2 separate regions of the Homo sapiens genome follow, and region 2 is linked to region 1. Evidence: chromatin loops called from intact Hi-C (ENCODE). Cell type or tissue: sigmoid colon. All regions are shown on one strand.

Region 1 (8,000 bases):
CCGAGCTGTGGCCGACTCCTCCCTTGGTTAACACAGCCTGTACCCAGCTGGGATTCACTTTGAGGCCCTGGGGCTTGCCCTATTTCCTGCCAGGAGAGCGGGGCCCGAAGCTCCATCCTGTCCCCCAAAACTCAGACGTGGAAGCCCTAACCCCGGTGTGGCTGTACGTGGACATGGGGCCTCTACAGATTAAGGGTAAGTGGGGTCCTCAGGGTGGGGCCTGATCTGACAGGATCCTTGTCCACACAAGAGGAGGCCCCAGACAGCTCACTCTCCCACAAGGAAACACAGCGAGGGGGTGTCTAGGAGCCAGGAGGCCGAGCACCCCGCCCAGGGCATCAGGGTCCCTGGCCTGGCGGGGCCTCTCACCGACTCTCCCGCCGGCATCCAGGTAGCAGGGCCCTGGCACCAGACCCTCTGAAGCTGAGACCCACCCACCCAGGCCTGCTCCGCTCTTGCTGTCACCCCCGGAGAAAGCGGCAGTCAGGGCGTGAGGTGAGGAAAAGGGGCTGTTGGACCCTGCATGGCAGTGGCTCCCGTGCCGGGGACGCGGTGAGCCTGGCCTCCTCCCTGCAAGGGAGGACAGCCCATTTCCCAGGGGAAGACACCGAGGCTCAGACACCCTGGCCGGGGGGCGGCAAAACTAGAATCCCAAGGCAGCTGCACATCTAGCACCTGCCCTTGCCCTCTCTCCGGGAGGGCACCCTAGAAGCCCACAGTCCTGATCTGGGGTTCGGAGAGCAGGCTGGGCTGAGCTCTGCTGGGAGCGCCTAGAAGCCCAGCTATGGGTCCACGCACACACTCAGGTGAAGCCAGGCCCAGAAGAAGGAACAGCTCTAAGCCACAGCCCAGGGGGGCTTCTCAGTCCACGAGGCGACCCCTCCACACCCCAGAGCCACAGACAGCCAAGGTGTGGGTGAAACGTTTTTCTCACCAGAACAGCCCAGCAGCTGGGCATGTGCTGTGACCACTGAGGGGGCCTTTGTCAGAAACATCGTCTGGGGGCTGGACGCCCCCACCCACAGGAAGAGGAGACCAAGACAGGGCCGCACACCCCCAGCCAGATGAGGGCCAGATGAGGGAGGCGGCACCTCTTCCTCCAGGAAGCTCCTCAGGAGGGACATCGGGAGGGGCTCAGGGGGCTGCCTTCAAGGAAGCTCAGTGAAGCTCAGAGACCAGTCTGAAAAGGAATGTCCTCCAGACCTCCACCCTCTCAGGATGGACGTGTTACTCAGGAACTGTCCCGTCAGCTTTTCCCGTAACACATGACACCCCACGTGAACCTCCCAAGAGCAGATGGGCCCAGTGCTGTCCACCCGAACGCACCTTGGGAACAGAGGTGTGGGCCTCCCCCCAGCAGCGCATGACCCTGCACACTGCACCCAGGGTCACAGTGGGGGTGGGGAGGGACCTGCCCACTGCTCACGGCTGTGGGACCTGGGGCAGGGCACCCCACTTCTCTGAGTCTAAGGGGCCCTACTAGCTGAAGAACCAAAGGAAAACCATCATTTCAAAACTGTCACGTGACACACAAATGCAGGCCCCTGCCCCACAGCCCAGTGGCACACACGTATTTACCGCCTGGGACACGGGACCGTCCAGAAGTGCCCTACTCATAGGTGTAGGTCACATCCAGGGGTCTCGGCCACCGGGACCCAGGGCCCAGCAGCTCAGCAAAGCCATTCAGCCGGGGTCTGAGCCCTGCCCAGGGGAAGCATTTTCCCCTCCTGGGGTGAAGGACAGCAAGAGGCACGCCGCCCTGGCAGGCTGCGGCTTTCTTTCCTTTTTGTGGACAGAGTGAAAGGGCAAATTTGCTCCAGGGGAATACTGACCTCCAACAGTACAATGTGGGAGGAGAAGGAAAAGAAAGTTTTTATGCAACCTTTTTTTTAAATCTGCCCAACTATCCAATCTGTAACTGTTCAAGGAGAGATTAGTTTGTTCTGCCGCTGACGGCTGCAGCCCAAGCAAAGCACAAAGCGCCCCATTGTGTCCTCCAGGAGGGACGTGCTGCTGCTGCTGGGCTGGGACGGCAGAGCCTGTGCCCTCGCTCCCACCCTCCGCCCTGCAGGCGAAGGCCCAGCCACCCTCTCCTTAGGCAACAGCCTGCGAGTGGACTCATGGGACGGTGGGTCAGATCTGAACCCTCATGAGTACTGTCTCCCTTTCGAAAAGGCTGGGACTAACTGTAGAACCTCATGTGACACCTAAGCCTGCGTGTCCCCATGCCCCAGCCTAGGGGCAGCCATGACTCCCCCAAGACGCGGAGGAGGCAAGGGCTCCCGACCACTCAGGCCCCTGCAGAGTCGCCCCTGTCACTCAGCCAGCTGCCCCTCCCAGCCCGCATCTCAGGAAAGGCCCAACCCCTCAGAAGGGCTTTTCTGGTCTGCACCAGGGCCCCGCTTATTCCCCACTGCGACTCTCCCATTCACGTGCCTATGGCTCTCAGGTCCCCCCATGAGCTCTGGATGCGGGGCCATGTTCTCATTGGGACCCGGCATAGATGCGGCACACGGGACAGAAGATGGTTCTGCGGATGGCCAACTGGGAAGGGGTGATTACAAACTTCCCTGACGAGGAGGAAACAGGTCAGCCAAGGCCTACAGGACCCTAGGGCCAGTGCCTTTCCATAGCACAGGGCCCACCTGGGGGCCAAGGGCAGCAAGGAGGAGCCTTTTCAGCCCCAATGGAGCAGGGCACCCAGGGTGCGGGACAGGCAGGAACAGGTGCGTGGGCCAGGCCTGCTCTGCCAGATTTTCGCTGCATTCTCCAGACCCGGAAAGGGCCACTTGCCAGTCGTTGCAAAATTGAGGCCGGAGTCTCTGCCTTGAAGTATCTGGGGGCGCTGCTGCCAGGTGCCAGCGAGGGGAGGGGGCAGCTGCCCAAGGGCTTTGCGTCCACTGGGGGGTATAAAGTTGGACAACTGCTTTGGGAGAAAGGGGTCAACACAATGTATCTTCTAAAAGCAAGGCATTCATCTGGTAACAAAATAAATCTGTTGAAGCCAAACAGGAGACAGGAATTCTGCAGACACTGCACTGTATCCCAAAGCTCAGAAGGGAATTGCTGGGGGGAGCACGGTGGGAGGACGCTTTCAACAGCTAACGGAATTATAAACCTATTATGTATTCAAGTCGAACAAAAGCTCTTTGCTCTCCCTACCGAAATTTGTTTTTACAAAAATCACGTTCCCCTCCTAAATCTTTCCTGGCTATCTGATGAGCGCAGCCAAGCAAAGGCCTTCACGAGCAAAGCACCCCTTCCGTGCCCACTTCTGGGAGGCACAGGATGGATTTGTCTCCTGCCCGTAAAATGTCACTCAGGCCCAACCACCTCCCTGGGCAACTTCTGAGTGCCCGGGAGCCATGGAATGAGCTCGTCTTGCCTTGAGTAAGGTGCCGGAACCTGAGGTCCCAGGAAGGTTCAGAATTGGGACTTCCTGCCAGCCCTGTCCTGCCAGCTCTTGGGTGGCTCTGGTACCCCGGGCGACTCTGAGAATCCCTGGTCAGACACATGCATGGGGGATGGGCTCGAGCTCCTGAAGGATTGACCTGGGCAACCTTCCAGAGCCACCTGGGAATCAAGTGGGACTTCCCCTCGACGATGAGGCAGGTAACTAACACCTGCTGCAGACTTTGTACAGATTGATACATTTGATAAAGACAGTCTGGCCCCAGCCCCTGGAGCTCGCCTCGCTGTGGTGAGGTCAGTATAGCCCGGCACTGCATCCCCCTGCAGGCCCAGGTTACCTGCTTGGTGTGGAGACCCCTCCCCAGCTGCAGCCAGACTTTGTCCTAAGGCGAAGTGCCACGTACAGCCAGCAGGGGGCGCCAGGAGCAAGGCGGAGGCTCAGCTAAAGCTGCGTGCTGGGTGCTGGGTGCTGCGGGGCACTGTTCAGTTCACAGCCCACCAGTGGCACGGTGCACACAGGAGAGCCTCCCAGCCCTGAGGCAGGGCCCCACACAGGAGGAGGCAGCGTCCTTGTGTCTGCATGTTTTGGCCTGGCCGTGCATGGGGGCGGGGCAGCTCACAGCTTGCTGGGTGAGGACCTTCCTGCCTCTAGGAGCAAGGTCCTTGCCCTGTCCTCTGCAGCCCTGGGGTCCTACCTGCCTCCCCTACAGCCATGTGGGACCAGGCAGCCTCTCTGCAGCCATCGGTGACTGCGAGTCACCAGAGCGTGCATCCGCCGGGTGCCTGCACTCAGCGAAAGCTCCACAGCTCCAGGACTGGGATCATCTCTACCTGAGGCTCTGGGAGAGAAGAGAAGGAGGCCAGCTCCTAACTGCTCTGCTCCTAGGCTGGCTCCAACATGGATGGAGACAAACTCAGAAGGAACTGCAGACAGAGGCATCCCTGCTGGACTCAAGCAACAGGGCCCCCCACTTCAACTGTACCCAACCACGGGTGGGATCCAGTGCCAAGGACAGTGTGTCCCAGGGTCTGTGACCACACAAATGGGAACTGCTTATGAAACCCCAGCCCGACCTCACCGCGGAATGGCAGTGTGGAAAGGGTGGAGGCTCTGCAGGCAGACACAGAACACAGATCTATGGAGTGTGTGTTAAAGGGTCCAGAGACACCCAGCAAAATACCAACTGTGTCAGTCCACGTCAACAGAGAACACAGGTGCAAAGGGGCGGGGGCTGTTTCACACTCACTCTCTTTATTCCTTCTACCAGCCCCAAGAGAAAAAGCAGCTGGGAAAAAGGCTCAGAATCAGTGATTTCCCCAAGATCACACAGCACAAGACCAAAGTCTGGGCCAGCCAGCCTTAAAACCTGTGCGCCAGACTGCTCTCACCTGTTCCCGAATGCTAACAGTGGACACGTCTGAGTGATGGGGTTACCACGTTTGTTTTGTTTTCCATGCTTACCTCATCTTCTTTAAAAAGCAGACAGAAACACAGAGACAATCCCACACCTGCCCATGGAATGATGAATGAATCACAGCATGACCAGGAGCATGGCCCCGTCGGGGGTGGGTGAGGGGCGACAGCACGTGGGACTCTGACAGACCCAGGGTGAGATGGCTCGGGTGAGGTCTGCATGGCAGGCATAGCCCCTGCCAGGCCTGGAATGTTCCACATCGCCCCCAGGTGAGGTTACAACGCATCAGCTGGGCTCTCAAGATTCACAGACATCGCAGCGTAAAAAACAAGAAAAACTGCCAGAGCCCCTCCCAGTGGTGGCCACGCTGTCCCACGGGAGCACTCCTGTGTCCCCCTCTGGGTCGGATTTCACTTGCTGGGTGATTTTCCCAGAGGGAAATCTCCACGTTGTACAGCACTGCAGAGCTGCGGACTGGGAGGCACCCGGGGACGGGACCTCATGCCCTGTGAAGGACACACAGGCAAAGCCTCGAGGGGCCGCCGGTGGGGCCTGGGGGACGTACTCACCCTTCCCGATCTGGACGAAGCCCAGCAGGATGATCAGGGCCAGGGCCAGGAGCTTGGCGGCGGCAAAGGCATCCTGGACCCGGGTGGCGGCCTTCACGCTGTAGCAGTTCACGGCCGTGAGCAGCACTGTGGAGACAGAGGGCAGCGGTGAGTTCCACGGGCAGACAGACGCCAGCTCAGGGGTAGGCTGGGAGGTGACGACCCCACCCCCACCCCAGGGCCAGGTCCACCAGAAAAACAAGCTCCTTAAACAGCTCCAGTCCCCTGCCAGCCCTTAGGGCACGTTCTGACTTTCTGAGACCTGTTTTGATAAACTTCGCAGTCCTTTCAGGTCTAAGGGCTGGATCCCAGGTGCCCCTTAAGATCTGCAAGGGACCTTTCCTCACCCCCCACCACACCAGGCCATGGAGTCCCACCTGTAGTCAGGACTTCAAGTGGGGTCACTGCCTCCAGAGACCCAGGTGAGCAAGGTGACCCTGCCACTTGGAAGGCGCCCATTACACCTTTTTGTACCTACTCAGCACCCTGACCTGACTGTGAGACCCACGCACAGCCCGACTGCCGGACTCCATGAGGGCGGGGCCCTTTCCTCAAAGAGGATCTTCTGTGGATTCCAACAGAAGTGGGGTGTCCCGCTTTCCCGGAACTACCTGGCCAGTCACCTGGGGACGGCAGCCTGGGAGGGGCCACAGGGGCCTGTGGTGAGCAGAGCAGACCCTGCTGCCCTGCTGCTTTGGGGGCATACGATGAAACCCAAAATAGCACCGTGTGCTTCAGAAGCCTGAGTGACCCCACACAGATGGCCAGAACGCCTGCCCCAGGAGGCGCTGAGATGTGGGGTCAGGCACGCTCAGACAGGTCTCCAGACACCAGCACGTCCTCCTGGGCCCTGTAAGGCACCCAGCTCTGAGCCTCTGTGTGTGTGTGTGTGTGTGTGTGTGTGTGTGTGTGTGTGTGTGTGTGTTGGGGGTTCTGTTGCAATATATAGGCACGCTGAGCCACTGTGTGTGTGTGCGTGTGTGTGTGTGTTTTGGGGGGTTCTGTTGCAATATGTGCGCACGCTGAGCCACTATTCAGGGATCTGTGAGCTGGTGGGGAAACAGCCACCCCCACAACTTAAAATGAAGTAAAATCATATTAATCCCGAGGCACTGACTCCACGACACCCCTCACTGCCTGCTGCACTACCCTTCACTCCTCTGCTCACGAGGTTATCTGTCGCTGTCAGCAGCTTGAAATCTGCCAGTGGGAACGTCTACACCCCAGAAGTGGGCAAAGGCCCAGCACGGGCCACCCACACAGCTCAGATCTCACAGCCCTCCCGGCACCGCACCACTAAGACTGCAGGAAGGTGAGAGCATCAGAAAGGCCGTGGGCTCCTCTTCTCTCTTTCCCCTTGGGAGTAACGCTCAGAAAGGTCTGGCCAGCCAAGGCCTTGAGGACTCCAGTGGCTTTTCCCCAGCTGAACAAATCCTGTGGAATCTTACAATGTAAGCAACAGACCCCGAGGAAAGACATCCATGCTAATTAACTAATGACACCGGAAACGTCCTGAGGTGCGGGACGGGCTGCCGCCTGCCTATCTCTCAGAAATTAACCACCCCGCTACAATTCTGTGGATGCCAGAGCGGAGACGGCTACTACACACCAGGAAAGTCTGGTTGAAAAATGTCTGAAAGTCAGTGTTTTCGCTGCTATTCCTAAAATAAAATACTTGAAATTCCGGAACTTCCACTCCTCACCCAAACTGAAGAGGTGATTCTTCACCTCTTCCCAGGGCTCCCAGGGACATGGAGATGTTACCAGTCCAGAGCTCTCCAGTCCAACCCTCAGGGCTCAGCAGGGTCAGGTCAGTGGGTCTAGGCAGCTCCTTGTCCGCTGCACAGGGCAAGGGGCAGGTCCTGGCTTGCCAGTCCCATTTCCTTATGGTTGGGGGGAGCACGACCATAAAAGAAACTGAGCCTCGGGGACCTAGCCGGCTTCTGGAGAGCTTTCTGGATTCGCAAGAGGCCGGCTGATTGCATCACTCGCTCATTCATGCCCGGAGGGAGGCGGGGAGTGGGTGTGGCCAAGCCGCACTCGAGGCTGCCTCTCCCCAAAAGGGAGAGAGGCACGCTGCCACCACTGAACTCCAGACACCAGACAGGCGCTGCGGAGACACTGAGCACTGCCCTCGCGGCTGTCACGTCTGCGGCTGTCACGTCTGCTAGGGGGTTGGGGGGTCCAGGAAGGGCAGCGAGTTGCCCAGAATTGCCCAACCACGGGCTGTCCTGCCACACTGACGTGGTGCTGGGTAATGACGCCATCAGGGCTGTCACTGTGGGTGGGACAGAGGCCAGGACCCCCCCGCCCCCCCCCCCACCGCCAGCCTGACCCTGCCTGCCCAGTTCCAACCCAGCCGCTCCCCAACCAAAAACAGTCTGGAGGGGCTGACGGGTGCCACCGGGAGGGTTCACCAGATCATCTCCTGACGTTGGAAATAACCACAGGACAGACAGGCGGGGGCCGGGTCTTGAAGTCAGGTGGGGAGCAAAATGGCCATAGAACAAAGGGGACCTTATATTTATTCCTTTTATAACAAGAACATAAATTTTCATGTTCACTG
Region 2 (8,000 bases), 920 kb after region 1:
CAGCAGGGGGCTCTGAGGCCCTCCTAACCTACTCCAACCTGGAGGCTCGGGACCCCCACGCCTCTGCCCCTGAGAGAGGAAGTGAGGGACTGTTGACGCATGGCCCGTCCCCAGGGAAGAGGACTGATGCCTCCCAGGGTGTTCTCCCTGCCCACACGCCCCAGCCCCTCCCCACCCTCTCTCCAGGCAGAGAGTGCACAATCCGGTCTTCCCAAGCCTCGGTCTGTCGGGACAGAACCTGCCAAAGCCAGAGGAGGCCTGCAGGCAGCCCCACAGGACGCCTGGCAGGCGGCTCCCAGGACGTATCCCCGAGACCTCTCAGCCTGATGCCTGTGCACAGCCCGCTCCCCCATGACCCGGTCACACCTGCCCCCCAGCCGGGCCCCGCCTGCATCACTTTCTGGCTATGGACTTGGGAGCTGGCTCGACCTTTAGGAGTCTGCAGTTCCTGTCTGTGGGGTGGGGGGACGGGAGCGGCTGCCTGGCCAGGCTGTAGCGAGGATGGCACGGTGAAGAGTCCAGAGTCTGCCAGGACACTGAGCAGGGCGTTCTCCTCAGGGGCGGCTCCAGAACTGCAGTCCATCGGGAGAGGTGGCCGTTAGTGCGGGGGCCCCGCCATGGGCGGTGCCTGCCTGGGCCGCTCCCTTCCCCCTCAGCCTGAACACGGTCCTGGGTGGGGGTACTCTCCCGCCAGCTGCCGAGCACGTCCACCACCTGGTGCCTTCACTGCCAGTGACTCAGCCAGGCCGGCTGGCAGCCCAGCCGCACCAAGTCACCCTGAGCACGCCCCACGGTTCCCACGGAGCAGTCAGGTCCGGGCCAGGCGTCCTCCACTGGGCCCCGCGCGGCCCTGCCATAGGTGACACCAGCCACCACCAGAGTCGCTGGGCCTCATGTCCTCACCTGGGAGGCCAGTGAGGTGCCCTGGGGGCTTGGGCGAGGAGCTCTAACTATAGGAATCCGGTGGGCGGCACTGGAGAGACTCCCTGCCGTCACATGCCCTGAGCGCAGGGGATTAAGAGGCTCTGGGCCCTCTCATCTGCAGGCGGGGCCTGGGCGGAGCAGCTCCACCCTATCACGTCTTGCTCTGTGTTGCAAGGTCCTTCCGCCCCTGTCACTTAGCAGGTGGTCTCAGTCCCGGAGAGCCAGAGCCGTGAGGCAGAGCAGGGCAGGCGCTAATCTCACAGGGAGATAAAAATCAACCGTGCGAAAGGCCCCACAGAGCGACCGCTACTGGCACCGGGCCCAGCCTTGCAGGAACTCTGCACCCAGTGACCCCCCCTTGGGAGGTCCAGACCAGTTCCACTCTTAAGGACGAAGTGCTGGAGGCTCAGAGAGGCTGAGAGATTCACCCAACCACCGGCCCAATGGTGCTCAGCAGCAGAGCCAGGACTGGGAGCCTCATCTGACTACATACAGCTAGGAGTGCGGCGACAACAAGAAACCAGGCCAGGCGGGGCTCCCATCCCACCGCCTCCCTTGCCCTGCAGGCCCCAAGCCCAGCAGGCAGGGTAAGGAGCACACAGCTTTCTTGACTGGGGGCTCGGCTCCCCACGGCTCACGCAGCTGCTGGGCTCAGGGGCCACACACGCCCAAGCCTGAACCTCAGCAGGGCCACTCGACAAGTGCCCTATGACAGTGTCCAGCGGAGGTCCCAAGCTAGCCATGGGGGTCCCCCTCAGCCCACAGTCAGAGCAGGGCCATAGGGAGGTGCTGGGTGGGACAAGGTTGCAGAGGTGACACTAGTGGAGCCGACGTCCAGATGCCCGTCCACCCGCGGCCCCAGGCCCTCCTGAGACTCTATGCCCGTCCACCCGCGGCCCCAGGCCCTCCTGAGACTCTATGCCCGTCCACCCGCGGCCCCAGGCCCTCCTGAGACTCTATGCCCGTCCACCCGCGGCCCCAGGCCCTCCTGAGACTCTATGCCCGTCCACCCGCGGCCCCAGGCCCTCCTGAGACTCTATGCCCGTCCACCCGCGGCCCCAGGCCCACCTGAGACTCTATGCCCGTCCACCCGCGGCCCCAGGCCCTCCTGAGACTCTATGCCCATCCACCCGCGGCCCCAGGCCCTCCTGAGACTCTATGCCCGTCCACCCGCGGCCCCAGGCCCACCTGAGACTCTATGCCTGTCCACCCGCGGCCCCAGGCCCTCCTGAGACTCTGGTCAGGATGCCTGTCCACCTGCGGCCCCAGGCCCTCCTGAGACTCTGGGCATGGCTGTCAGAATGACCATCCCTGGTGCCATTGAGACCCCAGATCCAGCACCTGTGTCCAGCGCTGAAGTCCCAAGTCTGTGTCCAAGCTCAGAAGGAGGGCCCAGAATCCCAGACGTATCATGGCAGCAAGTGAGCCGGGGGTTGGGACAGGTAAGCAGGCTCTTGTGGCTTAGCCACCAGCTCGGAATATACTTTCCATGTGGACATGAGGCCCAGGTGCCAATAACCAACAGCCACGCTGGAGCTGAGGGCCCTGGGAGCCTGCAGGCCCCAGCCCACAGGCAGGTGGCAGAGGGCACGGCTTCCTCCCTCATAAAAAGGCCCGTGCCTGGCAGGGCACAGTGGCTCACGCCTGTAATCCCAGCACTTTGGGAGGCCGAGGCAAGCAGATCACGAGGTCAACAGATCAAGACCATCCTGGACAACATGGTAAAACCCCGTCTCTACTAAAAATACAAAAATGAGCCGGGCGTGATGGTGGGTGCCTGTAATCTCAGCTACTGGGGAGGCTGAGGCAGGAGAATCGCTTGAACCTGGGAGGCGAAGGTGGCAGTGAGCTGAGATCGTGCCACTGCATTCCAGCCTGGCCAAAGAGTGAGACTCTGTCAAAAAAAAAAAAAAAAAGGCCTGTGCCCCCTCCTCCCTGTTCTCTGAGGGGGATGCCCGCCGCAGCCCTGGCTCAGTCTTCATGTCACCCCCTTGCAAATGTGCAAGCTCCTGAGGCCGCAGGCTGGGGTGGGCCATGGCAGGGCCAGCCTCCCCTCCAAACACCCACGGGACACGTGAGTGGAGGCACATGGCTTCCAGCTGGCCCCAGGGGTGCCTGGAAGACTGTGTCAGCCTCTGGAATGTGAGGCGGCCTGTCTGTCCACCCAGAAGCTTCTGGCACTCCAGGGAGCTCGAGCTCGCTGTGCTCTGGAAGCAGCAATTACTCCTCCATCTGTCACCAGCGGCTCCAGCCAGCCCTCAGGTCCACGTGCCTCCTTCCTCCTGGGTCTCATTGATTCAGGCTGAGCCTCCCCCTCTGGCCCCCCAGTAACTCCCGGCGTCACGCCCAGGCCCTCGCTCAGGGGATCTGAGTAGAGGGGAGGCCTGAGTCAGGACAGCCCTCCAAGAGTGGGCAGCCAACGAGGGACCCCCTGAATAAAAACCGCAGAGGAGGTCTGCCCACCTGGCGTGGGGGCCAGGGAGGAGGTGGGCAGGGGGAGGGGCCTTGCCCGAGACCAGAGGTGGCTGGGGGCCGAGGGTCGGCAGGAAGCCAGGCGACCGATGGGCGCAGCACAGACTGCCTCCACGTGGCCCTGCACAGCCTGGCCTCACTAGGGGAAGGGTGAAGACAGCAGCTGGCGCTTCCCCTCAAAAAAACCCTGGGGGCTCAAGGCCACCCCTGAGGTCTCCAGGCTCCTAGGAACAGGGCCTGACAGGGAAAAGGCTGACAGGCAGGTCGGGGGACTGGACAGCAGCTGCCTATTGGGTGACAGGCAGGTCGGGGGAGTGGACAGCAGCTGCCTACTGGGTGACAGGCAGGTCGGGGGAGTGGACAGCAGCTGCCTACTGGGTGACAGGCAGGTCGGCGGAGTGGACAGCAGCTGCCTACTGGGGGTGAGGGCTCCGGCCACCCTGCACCCAGTGTCCTCCTGGGTGGTCTTAGGAAGAGGGTCACTCGACCCCAGCCCTCCAGTGCAGGGCCCCACCGGAGCTTGCTCTGGGCACTTCTGGCCCTGCCAAAAGTCCCCTCAGGTGCCACCATCCCTGACCACCAACACCTCCCTGCAGGTCCCCCGAGTCCCTTCAGCACCGCAAGCCTCCTCCCCGCCACTGCTGACCTTCAGAGATTGGGGCCCCTCCAGGCCTCCCTCTCCCCTGGCTTGGAAGTTCTGTGCCCGGCGATAAGGTCTGGGATGCAGCTCCCAACACAGCAGGAACCGGTCACCAGGCAGGGCTGGGTGGGCGTGGCCTGAGCTTCTAAGCGCATGACTGTCACCTCCTCCTGGCCTCTGCCTGGGCCCCCTTCCCACCCACAGGATGGCGACGCCCAGTGACTCCCTGACCAGGCTGTAATAATATAAACTAGAGGTCCAGCCTGGTGATACATGCCTGTAATCCCAGCTACTCAGGAGGCTGAGGCATGAGAATCGCTTGAACCCGGGAGGCGGAGTTTGCGATGAGTCGAGATTGTGCCACTGCACACCAGCTTGGGCGACAGAGCGAGACTCTGTCTCGATAAGTAAATAAATAAAAATAACAATATAAACTGGAGAAAGACACCCGTGGGTGCTGAAGGGGAAAACAGGACCCAGCTGTGATAGCCAGGACAGCTCAGGGTCAAGGAGACTCACTCCTGGGCTCCAGAGTCCCCAGCAGCAGCCTGGGCACCTCTGTATACCACGTGGAGGAGAAACGGGTGGGCATCGCTGGCCCAGCTGCAGGTCTGAGTGGGGGTCCCAGGAAGCCTGAAAAGGAAGCCGGCAATCCCGCGCTGGACCCATGAAGAAGGGCCGACCAGACAAGGATGGGGCCCAAGGGCAAAGAGACCGCTTGTCTTATGCCACAGTGGCTGGGGAGAGCACTCTTAGGGTACATGGGGTTCCCTGCAGGATTCCGCAAAAACAGGGCACCCCGGAGCCGGCTGCGCAGGAGCGAACGGTGCCCACATGGTCTAAGATACCTCAGCACAGCCTCCTGGGCGCTGAAACCACCCAGGCATTCAGAGATGGTAATACCAGGCCTGGGAATTAACCCCAGAGGAACCAGTCAAAGGAAGGAAAAACAGGCGCAAAGATAGTGGCTATGTAACGACAGGGCGGTGCTGGGAGGCAGGCTCACTTTGCAGGGACCCAAAGGCACCCACTCCATCCAGCAGACACCCAGGGAGGCCCCGGCCCAGACAGTGAAGACGACAGAGTTCCCGGCCGTACCCGTGACACCCAGGACGTAACGGAGTGAGGGGACCAGGGACTCCGGAGCATGGCAGAGGGGCCGTCCCTGACCCTGACAGGACGCAGGCCCTGGGGAGAGGCCTGGCTCCTGGAAGGTGAGCAGGATTGCCTGGCACAGGCTGGAGCAGGAGGCAGAGGCGCCCACACAGGACACAGAGGATGCCGGGGCAGACCTAGCGGCCAGTAGCCAGGCAGAACAAGGCCCAACACAGGCTGAATGCCATGGCCACCCACACAGGGAGAGGACGTTCAGTGGCAGGTAGAGCCCCTGAGCAGAACCCCCAAGAGTGTCCGGGCTTCATCTGAATGAAATGCCTGCTCTTAAAAACACATGGCGGGGGCCCGGCGCAGTGGCTCACGCCTGTAATCCCAGCACTTTGGGAGGCCAAGGCAGGCGGATCACCTAAGGTCAGGAGTTTGAGACCAGCCTGGCCAAAATGGTGAAACTCCATCTCCACTAACAATACAAAAATTAGCCGGGTGTGGTGGTGGGCACCTGTAGTCCTAGCTACTTGGGAGGCTAAGGCAGGAGAATCGGTTGAACCAGGGAGGCGGAGGGTGCAGTGAGCCAAGATCGTGCCACTCCACTACAGCCTGGGTGGCAGAATAAGACGCTGTCAAAAAAAAAAAAAAAAAAGAAAAGAAAAAAGACATGGCGAAGGGCAGGACAGGAGTGGCAGCCAAGGGTAGGGAGAGTATGTGCAGGAGGCTGGCTGATGGCACCAACAGGTCAAAAGACAAAAGACCCCATTGTTTAAACAGCTGGGAGACTTGAGGAGACTCCTCAGAAGAAGGCAGTGCACACGCAGAGGCAAAGGCCCTCGTTAAGCACCCAGGTCACTGCAGATTAAAGCCACGGGAGGCGCCAACCAGAGCCGGAGCCTGGCTCCAGCATGCGCAGCACAGGCCGTGGGGCAGTCGGGGCCTCAGAGCCAGGCCCACGGGCTACAAGCTGGGGAGCGCAGGGGCAGTTTCCTTTCAGGTTAAACACGTGCCACCCAGGACCCGAGATCCCACACTGTGGTGCACAGAAGGAACCAAATGAGGCCGGGCGCGGTGGCTCACGCCTGTCATCCCAGCATTCTGGGAGGCCGAGGCGGGTGGATCATGAGGTCAGGAGATTGAGACCATCCTGGTTAACACGGTGAAACCCCGTCTCTACTAAAAATACAAAAAATTAGCGGAGTGTGGTGGTGGGCGCCTGTAGTCCCAGCTACTCGGGAGGCTGAGGAAGGAGAATGGCGTGAACCTGGGAGGCAGAGCTTGCAGTGAGCCCAGACTGGGCCACTGCACTCCAGCCAGGGCGACAGAGCGAGACTCTGTCTCAAAAAAAAAAAAGAAGGGATGAGACGCAGGGCCAGGACCTGGTGGCTCAGGGCATTGCCCGGGGCCCAGCTTCCCTTGGAGGGGCCCCACTAGCTGCCCCAGCCTTTGGGCGGCTCCTATGTGCACATCTAGGAGGGGAGGAAGGGGAGAGGCTGTGTGCTCAGGGCATCTGGGGAGGCGAAGCCACGGGAGGTTAGCAGGGAATGAACACAGGAGGGAACTGGGGGGCCACACACCAGGGGCAGAGTAGGGGATTCAGCAGACGGGAGTGACCGCAGAAGGGCCAGGGCTTGGGGACAGGACTGTGGGGCTGGACCCTGGCTCGGGGCGGGCCAGTCCGGCGCTGATAGCCTCTCTGCCACCCACGGCCCCTGAGCCTGTACGTCCTCATGTGTGCAACAGGGCTGCTGCTGCTGTCTGTCCCAAGAGGGGAATGTGTGTGCTCATTCCCCGCCCGGCAGGAGATCTGGGCCCGGCTCACTTCTTGGCAGGGACTAGAAGGAGGGAAGGGCCTGCACCAGGCTGAAGTGTCAGGATTTTCTTCTTCTTCTTTTTTGAGATGGAGTTTCGCTCTTGTTGCCCAGGCTGGAGTGCAATGGTGTGATCTCGGCTCACTGCAAACTCCGTCTCCCGGATTCAAGTGATTCTCCTGCCTCAGCCTCCCGAGTAGCTAGGATTACAGATGCCTGTCACCATACCCAGCTAATTTTTGTATTTTCAGTAGGGACAGGGTTTTGCCATGTTGGCCAGGCTGGTCTTGAACTCCTGGCCTTGGGATCCACCCGTCTCGGCCTCCCAAAGTGCTGGGATTACCGGCGTGAGCCACCATGCCCGGAGGACCTGCTCTTTTAGGAAAAGCACAAGGGCGTGCACCCACCAAGGAGGGAGAAAGCGAAGGCAGCGGAGGCCAGGGCAGAGCCTTACAGGCCGCCCATTGCAGGGTCCTCATTGTCACTGGCCCGCAGACACATTGCAGGGTCCTCACTGTCACTGGCCCGCAGACACATTGCGGGGTCCTCACTGTCACTGGCCCGCAGACACATTGCGGGGTCCTCATTGTCACTGGCCCGCAGACACATTGCGGGGTCCTCATTGTCACTGGCCCGCAGACAGGAAAGGAAAAGTAAATCCCCGCTGAGGCAGGGGCAGTGGGATGGACGATGGCTTCCCTTTTCAAAACTCCCTTTCATGTTGCTTTAATGATGTGTCGTTTTAAACGGTACTTTAACCATAAACAGAAATCAAGTAAATGAGGGAGCGAGGGCCGCGTGGTGGCTGAGCTGCGTAAAGGCAGACAGTGGGGGTCCCAGGCGACAGATTGCAAACTGCAGGCCTTGGGGGGTCCAGGAGGTGAGTGAGACCAAGACCAGACCTGGGGTCCTTGAGGCCCCTCCAGGGCAGGCAGCCCCAAACCCACGCCTGTGCCTTCCTTCGAGGCTCCTCCCGGGCAGGTGGCCTCCCTAAACCCACATCTGTCCCCTCCTTTGACGCCCCTCCTGGGCAGGCGGCCTCCGCAAAC

The links. Hi-C counts contacts between places; a loop is a spot of excess contacts. Peaks named below come from ENCODE experiments on the same cell type or tissue, not always from the same donor. Only the 100,000 strongest peaks of a DNase experiment are listed, where the experiment ranks them.
Region 2: it touches region 1 in a loop (4-fold over the local background); 2 of 110 quality-filtered maps call a loop at or near these places.

Annotation. Positions count from the first base shown.
Region 1 is chr16:87,846,329-87,854,328 of GRCh38, forward strand. SLC7A5 (solute carrier family 7 member 5) reads right to left here. Exons shown (of 10, transcript NM_003486.7): 2 at 5,396-5,521. MIR11401 (microRNA 11401) reads left to right here and starts at 7,568; the gene lies at 7,568-7,636. RefSeq lists enhancers at 3,046-3,952, 3,815-4,109, 3,953-4,858, 5,765-6,670, 6,671-7,578 and 2 more. In sigmoid colon, a CTCF peak has its summit at 3,808 (motif pointing right); DNase peaks (open chromatin) are centred at 3,850 and 7,473; H3K4me3 peaks cover 837 bases; H3K27ac peaks cover 661 bases.
Region 2 is chr16:88,769,953-88,777,952 of GRCh38, forward strand. All of the region lies in intron 1 of PIEZO1 (piezo type mechanosensitive ion channel component 1 (Er blood group)), which reads right to left. Among named protein-coding and RNA genes, the nearest start is that of PIEZO1, 11 kb to the right of the region's middle. RefSeq lists enhancers at 19-602, 603-1,186, 6,232-6,982. In sigmoid colon, no CTCF peak of the experiment used is centred here; DNase peaks (open chromatin) are centred at 1,119, 3,089, 4,189, 6,939 and 3 weaker places; H3K4me3 peaks cover 2,022 bases; H3K27ac peaks cover 1,971 bases.